2 separate regions of the Homo sapiens genome follow, and region 1 is linked to region 2. Evidence: chromatin loops called from intact Hi-C (ENCODE). Cell type or tissue: PC-3. All regions are shown on one strand. Links, peaks and the distances in the headings refer to the core of each region. The heading gives the core; the rest is flanking DNA.

What was found. Peaks named below come from ENCODE experiments on the same cell type or tissue, not always from the same donor. Only the 100,000 strongest peaks of a DNase experiment are listed, where the experiment ranks them.
Region 1: a loop joins it to region 2, with 6 times the contacts of the local background. A loop is called at or near these places in 3 of 110 quality-filtered maps.

What each region holds. Positions count from the first base shown.
Region 1 is chr3:78,503,592-78,512,508 of GRCh38, forward strand. No RefSeq gene overlaps it. Among named protein-coding and RNA genes, the nearest start is that of LINC02077, 460 kb to the left of the region's middle. In PC-3, for the core only: no CTCF peak of the experiment used is centred there; DNase peaks (open chromatin) are centred at 3,450 and 3,980; H3K4me3 peaks cover 885 bases; H3K27ac peaks cover 2,268 bases.
Region 2 is chr3:78,642,207-78,651,123 of GRCh38, forward strand. ROBO1 (roundabout guidance receptor 1) reads right to left here. Exons shown (of 31, transcript NM_002941.4): 20 at 5,423-5,449; 21 at 3,942-3,984. Among named protein-coding and RNA genes, the nearest start is that of LINC02077, 600 kb to the left of the region's middle. In PC-3, for the core only: CTCF peaks have their summits at 3,729 (motif pointing left) and 3,930; a DNase peak (open chromatin) is centred at 3,725.

The DNA of each region.
Region 1 (8,917 bases), core at 412-8,411, 140 kb before region 2:
CCATGAGGAGACAATCCTCAGGACAAATGACTGACTACCTACTGAGGAGATACAAGAAAAAAATGGAAATAATCTGAGTCCTCAATCACATCTAAAATAAGCTGCTGAATTAACAGCATTGCCATCTCTCTTCTGAAATTATTTGTGTGAGATAATAAACCTCCTTATTTTTAGATCTGTTGACTTGGCAATTCTATATCTTTAGGTAAAAAAGCATTCTCAGGTGCTAACTTCCTAACCTCAATTCCTTCTAGTCTATTATTCAAGCATCCATTATTTTTCCTTCACAAGACTTAACAGTTTATAACTAGATATTTTGTGTCTTAGTTGTGTGCTTTTTGTCTATTCCCGCATCAGCTTTTAGCCTCTGGAAAACAGATATCATGCATGTTTGACCCTCCATTGTATGTCATCATGGCATAGCACACATACTGGCAGTATGTGGGTCCACAATAAATAGATCCTGAATTAATTAATTAATTAGTTCATGAATTTTTGTGTACAGTTCTAATCATAATTTTGCTTTTTAAAAGTCTTTCTGCCTTTCCACACAAGTTACAGCATGGATTCTACATTTCCTAATCTAACATTCAAAGATATTCACTCTCTGGCTAGGCCTAGCTTTGCAGCTTCTTCTCCTATCACTACTGCCTCCCCATCACCTTGTGTTCCATCTCAGAAATAATAACTGCTCACTCTTCTCAGATTATCCAAGAATGGCTCAGAGACATTAAGCGAGTGATTCTGCAGGCTGCTCAGGCAAGTTCCATGCAAATAATTTATTCCTATGTGAGAGAATCAGCTATGTGAGGGTAGACTGAGTCAAGATTTTAAAAAGACATAAACAAAATTTATAGAAGGAAAAAAATGAGGGAGGGCCTATATATAGCCTGAGAATAGTGTACTTTGTTTACATAATTTTTAATTAAACTGATTATTTGGCCACTAAAAGAGAGGACAGTGTGGACATTGTGTCCTTGACTAGTCTAAGATTATAAAGAAAACATTTCCATGCGTTGATGATTGGCTAGAACACTGTGATAGTTTGGTTGTGGAAAAATGTGAGAGGGTAACTTGATGTAATATTCACCAGGATTTTCCCATGGGCACCTCAATCTTAGCAAGTCCACGTTTCCATCAGAATTTCTCAAGATTAGTTCTTAGATTCTCTCTGTCTTTCTTTCCATGGAGAAGGCACATCCATCCTTCTAATTCTGGCTATTTTTAGTTGTAGATTTTGGACCCTACATACCTGAATTCTAAATTTTTATATAATCCTACACATTTCTTTTTAGAGTGTTCAACATGGTTCCATAAACATTTATTGAGCAACTCTGTATGTCAAGAATTCTCGTTGGTACTGCGGGATATACTAGTAAACTACATAGACTCAGCCACTTACAACTTACAAGTGGATACATCCAATTTAAAAGACACGAGTTAAAAAAAAAAAAGAAAAAAGCAGTAGTCTCACACCGGTACAATCTGTTACTAGCAGCAGAGTTAGTGTAGTTAAATGTTGAGAAATTGCAATTAGCAAGAAATTTTCAGTCTAATCAAAAGAAAAAAACTGAACGCTATTCAGCAAGAAAAAAAAAAAAAAGCTAATCGCTGGGCTTAGGAAGTATGTGAACCCCTCTAGCTAAGGTTTTCTCAAGTTGGGTTCCGTGTAGAAAAAACATCCACAGCCAGCTATGAGATTCCTGGACTAGCCAAAGCCTCGATTTCAATAAGTGATCAGTAAATGATCATAATTTTTTTCTGCAAATTCTTCTTTACTACAAATTCTGGTAGGTGTAGGATGAAAAGTATTATATGAAGTGCTGCCACATCCTTCCTTGAGAGTTTTTCAATCAATCCGGCACTGTCTAGGGAGCCTTCCTCAGAATTTGTAAAACTAGATACACCTCACTCACAGCTATCCCACGTAGGTTATTGCCCTTGTATTTTCATTTCTCAGTTTTATTTGTAAAATTTACTTCTTACCATTTTATTTTTATTTTATTTATTTATTTATTTTTTGAGAAGGAGTCTCGCTCTGTCACCCAGGCTGGAGTGCAGTAGGCGGCTCACTGCAAACTCCGCCTCTCGGGTTCCCGCCATTCTCCTGCCTCAGCTTCCCGAGTAGCTGGGACTACAGGCGCCCACCACCACGCCCGGATGATTTTTTTGTATTTTTAGTAGAGACAGGGTTTCACCGTGTTAGCCAGGATGGTGTCGATCTCCTGACCTCGTGATCAACCTGCCTCGGCCTCCCAAAGTGCTGGGATTACAGGCGTGAGCCACAGCACCCGGCCCCACTTCCTGCCATTTTAATGTTTTTGGTCATTACGGTAAGTGGTATTATTTGTTCACAATCATTTGCCCCACCCCAGGCTTTGTCGTACTTCTTTATCGTCAGAATATGATCCCTATGCACTTTGGCCTTGGTCATGTGACTTTGGCCAATGGAATAGGAGCAGATAGGACTTATACAATTTTTGAGCAGAAATGTTAAATGTACTTTTGTGGTTTGGCTCTGCCCCCTGAGCTTCTGCCTTCTAAAAAAAGACCAAGCTATGAAAAAGATCATGACCCAGATTAGGGTTGTTCCTTTACCCCTGAGACCTGGAATACAAGCCACCTGGAGCCAAGGCCGGCTACTGCCAGGGAAACCCAGCTGAACTCAGCAGTGTCATAGCTGACCAATGGTTCTCATAAACCAGGAGTGAGAAATAGACCTTTGTTATAAGTCACTGAGATTGCGGAGTTGTTTGTTGCTATAGCAAAAATTAGTACAATCTTCCATTTTTTAAAAATTGCGGATCAGATTGATAAATGTTACGCTACATTCAAAGCTATTTTCTTCATACAAATTTTACACATAATTTGGGTTGATTAGCAGTACAATAATTCTTTGCAAGCAGGCCTGATGCAACCCCCTCCCCTCTGCCGCCTTTTTTTTTTTAAAACAATCTAGCATTCAAGAAGATAACTTTGATTTATGAATCTTGGCGACAATGTTAAATTCCAGGCATATAATATTTTGTGGTGTTTAACTCAATCAAGATAAAACAACCACATTGCATTCTTAAGATATTTGCTTTCTACCAACTTCCTCCAAATAAACATCTTCTAAGGCCTAATAAACTCTCTCTCTGCCTGGTTTTAATCCTTCAAATCTTGAGGTCAGTCATCTCCCTCCTAAAACCTCTTAGTTTCTCTCTAGAAAATCATGAAATTGACCATATAAATATTTTCTGCCTCCTTATCTTCCTTAACCCACAGAGAAAGGTGATATCTTCTAAGTGTTGACAAAGGGTTGAAGTATTGAAGTATTTCAGTAAGGTGATAGCTCTGCAAAAGCCACCTATCAAAATACCCATGAAACACAAACCTCCCTATAATTAGTCATCAGAAATAATAAATCGTCACCATGCCAGCCTTTATATTCTCTGAGAGAACTGACCTGAAATATTCACTGTCCCTCCCTCACTTCCCATCTCCTGTGACTGCCAATCAAAGGGAGACAGTCCTGTCAGGGAGCTGAGCTGACTCAGCAAGGGTGGAAACAAGACCTGCAGTTACTTAACATTTAATCACACAAAAGGCCCTGGAAAAAAGAGATCAAAATGTGACAAAAATTAACCTAAAACCAACAGAAACGGGGACGTCTAAATACACATTGATGTGAAAGTGCTACTCTTAGAATCTGGGAAACTAGTCAAACAGTCTCCTGTTCAGGGACATAGACGTTGGTTTTCTTTTTGTTTCCCTCAAATTCACTTTCATCTTCCATTAAAAAACTTTGAATGACTTAAGAAACAAAGTTCTCCTGCTATAAACAAACACACACACAGTGTGAATGCAAATTTCTAACCTTCTGCTAGGTCTTCAGGGGACCATTGCCCCGGGCAGTTCTGGCCTGCTGGACTGGAGCCTGCTGTGTCAAGGTTGAAATTTGCTTTGAAGTCTGACACAGGGCCTCAAAAATCTCTTCCAGGGCCCACTACCTGAGTCTCAGAATTAGTCATTAATTCGGTTGGGACAAGCTGAAGTGTACATGAACATTATTAAATACACATTCCTTTGTTGTGATTATTATGGTAATTTTAAATGGAGAGATGTTAACCGCAGGGATCTTTAGGGTTAGATAATCTAATGATTCTTTTGAGGAACTGAGATAAGATTTAAAAGAAGATAGATCTAAAACTGACACTCCTGAGAGTACACCTAATTTTGACCTTGACTTATTTTGCAACCTAAGGCTAGTGACAAAACCTCTGAATCTCTGTGAGGGAGCTATAAAATTTTGATGAGATGCTATTTTTAAGAAATTCTGAAAAATTAACCCTTACCTAATTTTTGCTTTTCTTTCCTAGGTATTCAACAATTAACACACTAAGGTCCAGCCCTTATACCTACTCTCTCACACACACACATACACACACACACACACACACACAAATAAGCACATATAAACACCTAAAAGTTCAGTCTTGTCTTGATTCCAAAACACAACAAACATGTATCAAGAATCTCCACACCACAATCTAGAAAGAATGGACTTCACCCTTATATCTACTGTCTTTCACAAACACACAAATATGTACACATACACACTTAAAAGTTCAGTTCTGTCTTTATTCCAAAGCACAGCAGACATGTATCAAGAATCTCCATATCACGATCTGGAAGGAATGGACTTCAGCCGGTCACACAGACTCAGTGGGCCAGAGTAAACTGCTAAGGTTTTCATAAAGCTCCTGAAGAGATTCAGGACATGCTACCTCACACTATTTTAACTAAAGAAATTTGAGAAGACCACAGAAGCGGGAAGGTCATTCTCACCTTCCCATCATCTTTCGATGAAGCAGATCATAAAAGCTAGAAAGGGTTTTCTGACCTCCTCCTGAAGCAGATCATAAGAACTTCATCTGGGAAGTGGCCTCCCTCCACATGGAGGAAGAGGGAATTCTTATCTGTGAAGACACAGGGACAAGGAGAATAATCTTGGTGAGTAACAGGCCTTGCTAAGCTCCCTTCAGTTTACTACCAATAGATCATATTTTGTATCCAATCAGAGTTCTCCATGACTATCCGCCTTTTTATCAGACTTAGCCAAAAAAAAAAATAGGTTTTCCCATTTTTTCATATCTTCATTCCCTGATGACGATAGCATCTATAGAGTAAAAGATTACAGAGCCATTATTATAGTTTTAATATAGTTATTTCAACAGCTTCTTGCCAGAAACCTAATAATTCTTTGTAGTGACATGAAAACCTTTTGGGTGGTTGACAGTTCTTCCCTTTTGTTTATTGTGCTGTTAATTGTTAGTAATGATTTTTCCCACAAGTTGCCAAAAAAAAAAAAAAACCAAACAACATAAACAACCACATAATATTTATATTTTCCTATAAGTAGAAATCTTAAAAATTATTTTTAGATTGCACAATTCAGAAGATCAACAAAATTTCATGAGGAAGGCAGCTTCAATTATTAGCTCTGCTGAACTGAACATATTCACTCCCCTGTGGTCACAAAATGGCTGCTCCATTTTAGGCATCACATCCCAACACAGCAATGTCCAAGGAAAGGGCAGGAACGTGTGATAGGCCTATGCCTATACCCACCCCTGGTGAGGGTGATATGGTTTGGCTCTGTGTCCCCACCCAAATCTCATGTTGAATTGTGATCCTGAGTGTTGGAGGTAGGGCCTGGTGGAAGATGATTGGATCATGGGGACAGATTTCCGCCTTACTGTTGTCATGGAGTTCTCGTGATATCTGGTTGTTTAACAGTGTGTAGCACTTCTCCCTTTGCTTTCTTACTCCTGCTCCAGCCACGGAGGAGATGCAGGCTTCCCCTTCACCTTCTGACATGATTGCAAGTTTTCGGAGGCCTCCCCAGCCATGTTTCCCATATATACTATGGAATCATGAGCCAGTTTAAACCTGTTTTCTATATAAATTACCCCGCTTCAGGTAGTTCTTTATAGCAATGTAAGGATGAACTAATGCCAACGGGGATGGGATAATCACGACAGGTTTATTCTAATAATGTTTCACTGACTGCCTACTGCTGGGGCTGCCACCCCACCATCTACTCTACTGCAACACATAGCTCTCCTGAAGAGGTAGGGTGTCTGTTGGAAAAGTGGAAAGGTTGTGAATGGTTGGTGTCTGCTACATCCAATGACTGTAGTTTGCTTTCTAGATGTTCAGCACCCTACATGAGAACACACCCACCCTGCCCACCACCCCACTCTCAAAAAGTTCATCTTGCAAACTATGAAGGGTTCCCATTTCTCAAGAAATGCTCTGAGACAGACTCTATGAGGTATTGTGCCAGGGATACAACAGGATTACATAACATTCATTTATTCATTTAACAATCATATATTATACAATTGTTGTAAGAGATCGAGACCATCCTGGCCAACATGATGAAACCCCGTCTGACTAAAAATACAAAAATTAGCTGGGTGTGGTGGTGCTGCCTGTAGTCCCAGCTACTCGGGAGGCTAAGGCAGGAGAATCACTTGAACCTGGGAGGCGGAGTTTGCAGTGAGCTGAGATAGCGCCACTGCACTCCAGCCTGGGGACAGAGTGAGACTCCATCTCAAAATAAATAAATAAATACATACATACATAGTGGAAATTTATTTCTCACACTTCTGGAGGCTGGAAAGTTTAAGATCAAGGCACCAGTAGATTCAATGTCTGGTGAACACCTGCTTTCTGGTTCAGAGATAAAGCCTTCTACCTGTGTCCTCACATGGCAGAAGGGACAAACAAGCTCCCTTGGGCCTATTGTATAAAGGCACTAATCCCATTTATGAGGGATCCAGCCTCATGACCTAATCCCCTCCCAAAAACCCCTCCTCCTAATGTGTCTACCTTGGGTATTAGGGTTTCAGCGTATGAATTTGACAGGGAAACAAACATTCCGACCACAGCAGAAACAAATAATGATTTTGTATTACCAACTACTATTAATAATAAAATAATAAACATAAATTTCTTATGGAATAATAATAAATAACCAATGCTTGTATAGTGTTTTCATTTTTTTACTTTACATAAAACAATGCATTTAATTCTTTCAACAACTCTTAGATACATACTATTATTGTCTCCATGTTACAGAGGGAAAAACTGAAGATCAGAGGCATAATAACTTGGCCAAAGAAGCATAATAACTTGCCAAAGATATACCATTTGTAGATAAAAGAGCTAGATCTGAATGTAGGTGGTTTGATTCCAAAGTCCACATTATTAACTACTACAGTGTAATCTTTCTCTGCATATAACAAAGTTTATCTGTCAATCAAGAAGGCAGCATAAAATACAGGGGACTAAGGAACCAGAGCACATGAAGTTGAATAAAGAGGTAATGTCCAGTTCATGGAGGTTTTAGTCTGCTTTCCTGAGAATGCAGAAATATTATTCTTCATTCAAAAATCTACTTATACAGGAAATGATATTTTGAAACCTGCGGTCAAATATCCCCAGTCACATCATAGTTCAGCATTAAGGAGTCAGGCGGCCGCTAGAGCTCCTCTCCGGACCTGCTACAATAGTAATAGGGGGCACAGAGCCACGGGCAAATGCCCATGAAGGGCATCTCATCTGGGTCACCACTAAATTGTAACTGTAATAGGTCCATTTTCCAATGCGTGTGGCAAGTCAATTTGCAGAGACACCAGGTTACAGCAGAAAAAGACATTTAATTGTAGGGCCACTGAACGAGCAGATGGGAGGAAACCTCAAATCTGTCTCCCTGAGGAATTTGGGGCAAGTGTTTTTAAGGGTTTTGGAATGGACCAAAATGTGGAGACCGTTGATTGGTCAATGAGTGCAGGGTAAAGTCATGGGACAAGGAGATGAAGAAACTATTCTCATGCTGATTTGGTTCTCTGTGAGGATCACTGGAAGCCAGGTCTTAAAAACATCTTAAGCAATTCTTAAATAAAAGCTTTATGATTCTAACATCAGAGATCCTATCCAAAAGAATAACAGAAGTGCTAATTAATTATTAAACATAAATCCTATCCTATTCTAACATCAGAAATCCTATCTGTAGAAACAATCAGGGATGCAAATGGTTAGCATCTAGTGCCACCTGACTTTCGGTAATAAGAAAGTCGGCCAAAATATAGCCTGATTAGTGCTTAGTTAAAACTCTATTTCTGTCCAGAATTCTTGTAAAGCCTGTGAGGATGTCACTGCTCTTCTACTAGATCTTGACACTTCCACAAACTGCTAGGATGATAAACCCAGGTCTTTATCATGTCAGAACCCACAGTCTCTCTTCCCTCTGCTCTTGCATCCTGGAAAGTTTTCCTACTCTGAGAGAAGAGCTCCATTCTCCTTCTTGCTTTTCTAAGACACTCTGGTTATAGCTTCGAATCCATTTCTTCATTTTATTTCCATAAAAATGATTAGAAATTGCCTAAATGACTCAGCATTTTAAAAACAAATCCAGAAAGACTTGCAGACTACCTTGGTTTTTACCCCTTTCAGGTGCCTTCCTTGAAGAGGTAGAGTAGGGAGCAATTCTCCCCACTTAATCCAGGGAAAGATTAAAAGTAAAAGGAAAACAACATAAAGCAAAGCCACAAGAAGTTTTTTCTTACAGCACTGAGGAGCGATAAAAATTTTTAAGCTGATGGCTAATATGATTAAATTGGGGTTAAGGAGAAAAATCGAAGGACAGTATGGAGAAGATCTTCCTAGAAGCAGGGACACCACCAGTGAGGAAGCCCTTAGAATAATCCAGAACAGAGGTAACTCATAGAATGTTAGTAAAGATTGAGAGTAAGGAGTGGTTAAGAGAGAGATTAAGGGAGCATGAAACTAACTTTTACAGGGTTTACAATTTATTTAAGGAGATTATAAGTATGATAGCTAGATTTATTGAGCACTTATTACATTC
Region 2 (8,917 bases), core at 485-8,484:
TGCGTCATGAAGAAAAAAGAGGGCAAATGCACTTTAGTAATTATATGGCAATTACCTTCAATTCCTACTCTTCTCTTGCTATTCCAATCACTCACCCCAAGAAAGCCTATTTGAACTGCTAAATCACAAAATAAAACACTACAGAGTCCAGGAGCTGCGGAAATGGTGAAGGAGGCTGGCAGGAAGCCTTGTCAGGCTATAGGCTGTCTCCCCTTCCCACTGGCAGATTGAATGAGCTATAAAGCCAAGGGCTAGATCTCAGAATTGCCAATATTTTAAAGAGAAGCAAAGGCTTGAGCTCTATTTCCTCACCTCCCACCAACAGGGAATGTGGTATTGGCATTCTCTACCAGGTTAGCCAGACTTTCCCATCCCACCCTTCTCAGGTTTTCTCTGCTTTCTTGCTTTATGCTGTGGTTTGGATTAAGTATGTTTTTTGGACACATTGCCTGGAATGTTTGAGGAAAGGAAAACAAATGAGTAGCAACGGCTACTTAATATTTCCATGATCATTTCCCTGGATTTTCTCACAAATTCTTTGCCCTTTTTAAGTTGGGAAGCAGTCTCTTTGCTTACCACACTCTTCATTCTCTCTTTTCCAGGAATAGCCACATTTGCAATGTTCACAATGATAACAGAGCTCTAGATAACCTTCTCCTTTTATCAGAGGAAAAAATACAGCCTCCACAATTTCTCTGAAGTTACAAAGGACTGAACTCAGGCCTTCTGACATTCATTTATTCAATGGCTCATTCATTTTTTTTTTACTTATAGGTGACATCTATCAAAAATTAATCATTCATGTGATTTATCGCATTTATTTATGTAATTTATTGCATTATTAAAAACCCATTTATCGATAAATAAACCACGTAATCTGCATCCTCCAGGAACTCACACTCTCTTGTCAGAGGCAATCATATCCACCAGGAGTTGCCAAACGTTTTTGGTAAAGGACCAGATAGTAACATTTTAAGGCTTCCCAAGCCATAGAGCTTATTTGATAACTACTCAACTCTGCCAATGTGGCTCAAACACAGTCATAGAAAATATGTAAACAAATGAGCCTAGCTGTATTCTTATAAAACTTTATTTACAAAAACAGGTGGCAGGCTGGATTTGGCCCAAGAGCCATAATTCACTGACCTCTGACATAAACAAAAGATAACCGCATCACCTTATGTTACGCACTTCATTGAGGTAATTCCACATTAGAGAGTTAATGGAGGGCATAGTAGGTGGAATTCAGTAAACTGAGAAGGGTCGCTGGGTGGGGAGACAGTCCAGACCTATGTAATACATGCACAGTGTAGTAAGGACACATAAGAGAATGCAATCTTGGCAAATGGCAGGTGGGGTGACACAGTGGATTGTAGGGTCTGGCACATTTTGAGGTGTGAAGTAAGTCTGCAGAGACCTAGAGCTGTGGACTTTGCATATTATGCCGAGTTTGGATCTGATATTCTAAACATGATAGGTCCTATTGATAATGGGATTTTCTGGAGCTCAGAAACATGATCAATATGCATTTCAAAAGATCGTTCTGTCTCCAGTGAGCAAAGGGAATTAGCAGGAAATAATGCTAATGAAGGTATTATAGATAAAGGTAGGACTCCTGAGAGCTTTTGTCATAGATTAGGCAAAGGAGAAGTAGGGCTTGAAATGAAACAATATGAGAGTGAAAGGAGTAAGAGACAGCATCAACAAAATGCAGTAATGGATACAGGAGGTCCAAGAGGATGGCTGGAAGGTTTTGGCTTTGGTGTCATTAACTATGTGAGGTAGGAGGTCCAGTGAGGACTCAGAAAGTCTGAAACACATGAGGGAAACCAGTGCTTAAGGGGCAGACACAAGAGAAGTCAGTGTAGGAGTTTGGTTCATTATTCCCTCTCTGATCTCACTAGATCACGAAACATAGACACAGACACACATACACACACAATGACACACACATCCGTAAGTGGCTAGGAATGAGGCCCCTTCGTAAAGCATCCTTATTGTCCTCATCCTATTTTATTTTTTCCGTAGCATTTATCAACTGCTGATATTGTACAGCTGACTTTTTAAAAAAATGTTTATTATTCATCTCGCATTTCCGCCACTATAATGTAAGGTCTGGAAGGGCAGGAATTTTTATACACTTTGCTTACTGATGCTTCCCAAGTAAGTAAACTAGCACCTGTCACATAGTAAGTGTTCAATATATTGCATGAATAAATAATTCTAAAATTTTGTATATAACTGACATTTTGAGCATTGACTCTGAAATCTTTATTGAACTGTTGCCTCCGTAACATCCCAACATCGTTTAGCATTTCATTTAGGAAAATGATCATTTCTACTTACTATTTGAAATAAATCAGTTTCACTGACAGGGATTTTATTTTTAACTTTAAAAAGCTATGTTTGTTTTGTGATATAGTGAGCTTTCCAAATAGCTCAGGAACTTTGTAATTTTTCCATCCTGCCGTGGCAACTAGCATTTGCTACCTATGCATTCCTGCCATTGTTTCCCATGTGCCAGTTTGCTCTATCCAGGTTGTAAATTCTTTTAGAGTAGGAACCAAGCTTATTTTTCTGTATGTGTGTGTGATACTTGTGTACACACACCCACGCACAGAGGCTAGTGAAGAACATATCAAAGACACTCAAGAAGCACTTTCACATGCTTTGATTAGTGAGGAGGTTGAAATATACACATGTAATGAAGTGGTTATAAAATCAGGTATTCCAGATTCACCCACGAGAAAATGTTCTTATGCCAGAGGCTCTTTCATGAATGTCTGGGCTGTGATTTAGATGGAATTCCCCTGGATGCACAAACATGCCCTGGTTTAATTCCTGAATCAAGTGGATTTATTCCTTATGAAAACCTCCCTAGCTTTGGGTCTGTCACTGGCTGGCTTTGTTTCACAGGTATGAAAACAGGAAGTTAGCAATACCCAGGAAAGAAAAGATTAGTACTTGTTGCCAAATTTGTACAGCATTGGCTAAAGGTGGTCAACCTTCTTTTTTTTTAAACCACTCTTTGTTATATACTAAATTCAGTAATTTTCTTATCCGGTGGTATGTTCCTTGAATTTAGGAATAATATCTTACTCATTGTTATCTTTCTAGTAGCAGTCATGTTATACAGCTGTACAAAGAAGGGAATTTAGTAAGTTCACTGAATTTGAATTATAAGATGGTTTTGGTTGGAAGATTTTTTTTTTTTTACACTGTAAGCTAGATGTTACTGTTTTGGAGAAAAAAAAAACATCTTATTGTGAAAAATTCTGAAGCTTGGCTCATCACATAACTTATACCTTATTTCAGCCCCTTTAAGCTGGTTGTCACATCAATTTGTGATTTCTCTGTGAATATATTAAAGTTCACTGAATAATAATTACTTTAAAAATCATAAATATGAGATTCATTTCAATTAGAGGAGGGAAAACATTCTTTGTTAACAAGTTACCCAGATTTCCTCTTTTATTTCAACACATTTTCCTGCAAATGGGGAAGTGAACTATGTTGAATTCATAACAAGAATAAACAAACATAACCTACAACTTATGAGCAATTGCTGTGTTCAGCAGGTTTTTCAAATGAACTCTTTTTCTTGGATAGTATTAGTTAACTAGCTGTATTTGTTAATCTTCATAAATGCCACCGCTTAGTCACTTTAACTCCTTTTAATCATTTGCTAAATCAGCAAGTCTCTTTCTCAGTTAAAGTCCTCCCTCTAGTGGTCACTGACTAAGATGCAACTACTCCAATCAACTACATTTGTGTGTAAACAGCTTGTTTCAACAGCATAGCTGAATGGAGTCTTCGTCAAGGAACTAAATAAATTCCACCTTTAAGTTAGACTTTTTAAGCAGAGAAAGTGGTGTCATTGAGGAAGATGAAGAAATATTTGGAATTCCCTGTAGGATCTACAAAACAAGCAAGATAATTACCTCCCTCCACTGCTGACAGCTTCGCCTCCTCTCTGGTAAGTTACTAGAATGTTACGAAAAAAAAAAGGAACAATTAATAGACATATTTATATATCAAAAGCTATTACATTCATGAGCTTCTTTCTAAAATGGAATTCCTTCTGTCTTCCTAGACAGAAGCATTGCAAAAATCACATGACGTAACAGATTGATTCAACTAGTGACATTTCTTTAAATATTGTATAGAATTAGATATACATATCATATATCTAATTATATATATAATTAGATATCTATATATCACTCTTATTTTCTTCAAATTCCAATAAGGTGGAGAATCAAGAAAAAGCAAAACATCAGTACACTTATTAAATATAACTGTTACACATCTGTACATTAGCATTCCGATGGATTTCCATTTTGAATTTATTATTGGAGCACATAATTTCATAATTTTATATAGGTGTAAACTTAAACTCAGGAAAAAAAAAAACTACTAGATTATTTTCCCGGAAGTATGAGTACCAGTAAGTCAAAGAGAAATGTTAAAATAAACCTTTCTACACACAAAGATGTATGCCAAGTTGTGACTATTAATTCATGTGACCTATTTTTTATTGTGGCTTCTGCAAATTATTTCTCATTATATTTTCATCAGACATGTATAGATAATCAAAATATATTATAATGCTCTTGAAAGCATCCTCAGCTTAATAAATTTGGGATGGAAAAATTTAACCATAACAAAAAAAAGATTTTCACATAGTTAGGCTAAGTGGTTAAGAAGATTAGCTTTTCTGTAAATACAGACACATTTTCTAAGAAGAAATGTGTTTTTAAAGCTGCCAAGTTCTGCTACTTAGAAGAACTCCAAACTGGAAGTCTGTTATAGAGAGATAACTGCTCCCAGTGATGACAATAACTGGATTAAAACTGAGAGGGCACAACTACACGTACATCTTTTCCTGGAGGTGATATGACAGAAGAGGACCCATTTTGAAAGAAATTGGATAGAACGGAATATTAGGATTCTGACTTAGGGAAAACGAAAAGTTCTATCTTTCACATGTGCTGGATATTGTGGTTACCTTTAACAATATTGATTCTGGGGACAGAGAATTATAAGGGAGAGAAATTTTTGTTGGAAAACTTGAAAGCTTAAGTTGAAAAATGCACTGTCAAGTCTGAAGTAGTCAATAAGATCATTAGCATGTTAAATCATGCTGAAGGTAGAGACAGTGTGTCTACTTAATGAAACACATGCAAACAAGGCCAAGATCCAGTGTGGAATTGTGAATAAATAATTGCATCGAATGGATGAAAAGCAACACCAACCATTTCTACCTTAAACACATGCCTGGTGTGAGTAAATCAAGTATTACATTCCACTTTAAGTTCTTTCCCCCAACTTACTGCAGAAAATGAAATAAAAACAGAAACACAATAGTGGAACACATGCCAAACTAACAATGGAAAGGAGGAGGGTAAGTGCAAATATATACCTGTTGGTGTGAAGGTAAAAGACGGGACTGAAAAATCAAAACAAAATATAAACCAGTTATTAAGCTGAAGAGAGAAAGGGAACATATCACATTAGTATAAATCAAGCAGACAGCTGAACATAAAACAAATGTAAATAACTAAGCCAGTAGTTCTGACAATCTGATCTATGAATAAAACCAATTCTGAGGTTAAAAAAAGAAGCTTGTCTCTACAGGTACCATTTTGAAGTGTCTGACATTCTAGTACACTCAGGAAGGGAATTATGCTAGGTTAGCCTGTGAATGACCCTGCATTTAGTAACACAGATTTAGCTCGTGGCTTTCGTACAAACAAGAATCCTCCACTATTAATCATCTCCAAACACAGGATGATGGATTCTTAAATAAGTATTATCAGAGTCTTGCTGGAACCTTATCTAGAAATCTGAAAGTAAATGCTTATTAAAGTGAACTACTAGGTGCACTTATGTACTTAACATTGAGAGAAAAAAAAGAGAGAAAGAAGGAAAAGAAGGAAAGGCAAGGAAAGGGGAAGAAGAAACAACAAACAAACAAACACAACACAAGTAAAGGAAAGGAAAGAAAAAGATGAACTGAATAAAAGAGAACCATAAAATTTAACTATTTCACTGAGTGGAAATGCCTGACATCTTATCACATAACTGACATTTTTTATCATCATAAAAACTTGTGAATGGACAGAAAAAACTGGAGTTTTAAATTTTAATTTCTTTGAGTTTACTTTTAGAAGCTTCCTAGAAGTAGGCTGGACATTCTTTTAATACCACAGTAGAAGCTAAACAATAGAACAATAACACCCTTCTGAAAACCTTCACTCTCTCTGCAGTTATAAATCTTAATCTAATCAATAATGCCTGAAATTGAACCGCAGACCTCAAAAGTAGCAGCCATTCCTCCCCCACTTTTCCTATCTTCTCCCATTCCTGGGGGGTTGGATAACGGCAGAGCAATTTCCATGTCATTTCATAGAGGGAGGAGATTGACTTATTTCCAATCTCTTCATGTTAAATTAAAGTAAACGCTGCTCTGGTTAAAAAAAAAAAAAAGCAAGGAAATATATGTTATTCCCTCTAAGATTAAAGTTTCTTTAAAATAATCTTTAGTAGAAACAAACTAGAATATTGATTACTTATCATGTATCAAAACACTGCCAGAATTATATTTTCTATTTCACATTTGAACATCTCCAAGAAATTTACTGTAGAATCGGAGCATTTGGGGTTTGCAAACCGAAACGCTATAGCGTCCTCTACAATTGTCACTTCTTACCAAGCCACTTTATCTCTGAGCATACTAGAAAGAAGAAAAGCAAAAACCTCAGTGCTGTGTCCCCAATTTATACCCTGGCCTTCGTGTGCAGCACAGCAGTCCCTGTCTTAAGAATCCTATTGTGTTTTTTTTCAGTCAGGTCTTTTCAGAGAGTCAATGTAATTTAGCTACATTCAAAAATTCAGAGCCATAGTAACAAGTCTTCATAAAAAAAAAAAAAAATGAAAGGTGCATTTGAAACTAAAGCTATTCAAGCAAGAATGGAGTGCCTGAACATTAATTTGCAATCACAAGGACACCGGGAAAATATGAAAGGTCCTTGTCATTACTTCTCCTAGCTAACTGCTAACCCCACTTTGAGGAACTGAAGAAGAGATGAAAAGGAGGTCAATCTAAATGAAATTTTCACTGCTAGCACACGAAATAACAACTTAATTTTCAAAGCTTCCAATAATATAATAAACTCTCTGGGTCCCTAAGTGATGCGGGTGCAATATGTGAATGCATGTGGACAGGGGGTACCCAGCGAACTGGCAGATGTCACACCGATAGCTAAATGTAAGGGGGAAATGTTAAATATGCTCACTGTTCCCCTGAAGTTACACTCTGGCTTGATGTTTTATAGGTCAGTAGGCTCTTTTACATTTTTTATTCTTTAAAATATTTCACTTTCTTTTTTTCTTAAAATTACTGGCATTGACTTTGGTATAGAAAATTTAAGATCTCAAAATGCACTTAAAAATTGCCTAGAAACAAAATTATGAAAATGTGCCAACAGGACAAAGTGAAGAAAGCAGAATCAAATGCTCATCAAATTACATTTGTAATTATGTTCTATGATTTCTGCTTAAACACAAGCTAAGTTGAAAGGGCAATGGTATTAGTTTAATAGGTTTTGCACAAAGAGCACATAGGCATTTGTTGGCATGCTCAAAGTACGTTAGTAAAGAAAAAGAAACATTTCAGTAGGAAGGAGAGTTGCATGTCACATTTTTAGAGTTCAAGACAATGTAGACCATTAAATTATTATAATCACGTAGCTATGGCACTTCATAAGAAACACAGGATTCCACTGACTGGCTATTTGCAAAACAGAGTTCATGATGGAGGTCTTTTGATGAAGAATTCAAGAGACTCCACATCTATATGTTAATTAGTCACTCTTTTCCTCATTCAAATCCAAACATCTTCTACCCCAAACACCCTACCCCTTCCCCACTCCACCACACAAAGACACCCAAAACCCCTTGTCTACAATTATTTTCAGTCAAAGGTTTTATATGGTAGCATGTGCCTGACATTCTTCTACTTTGTATACATAATGAGCACCAGTTCTCTTTTCAGTAACCTCCAAGCCCTCATTTTCCATTTCACAGGCGGGAATATTGACATACTGCTTCATCCCTAGAGAGGACACATATCTGAAAAAAACATATTTAAGGATGATAATGCTAAAGCAAATGCATGTACATGAAGAGATTGCTGCTGAGCCACAGGCAGGCGGCAAGGAGATTTATTTTTATAGTATTAGTGATGCATTTGTGTTGACTCTTGCTAAGTCCCCTTGTGACGGACAACACAAATATTTTAGACTGCTGTCCCATACTGTTTTGGTCTATGCATAGGGACATTCAAGTTCTAGCTAACATGAAAAATTCTGACTTTGTCATATAATTGGTCAGAGAAACAATCTGGCCAACACATGTAAGAAATGTTCACTTATGTAGAAAATTCGTGGGAAAAAGTTGGTGATGGTAGGGTAGGAGACTTTTTTAAATTGGAAATCCTCTTTAAATTTGCTTTGCAGCAAAGCAAAGCTGTTGCATTCGACTGAAGGATGGGCCCTATAATTTGTATAATCTGCCATTTAAGTCAGTACAATTTTGAGAGCAAGAAGGGGTACTAGAATTGATCTTGTTGGACTAATGACATAAACTGGGGTGTCTCTGAAAACTGGGACTTACAACCATCTAACCTAATCTACAGCCCAGATCTGAGGCCCAGAATTGATGAAGGTATCTAAGGGGCATGGAGGATCATCTGTCTGACACTGTTAACAATTTCCTTTGAGAATAAAAAACACAAAAATATCAGCAGTCTTCAGAGTTTAAGGATAAGTAGCAAAAGTATGTGAAAATCTTGGCATATTTGGGTCATCTTTAAAATTGTAAATAATAATAGTGGCCATGTAAGCTGTCTTTTTTA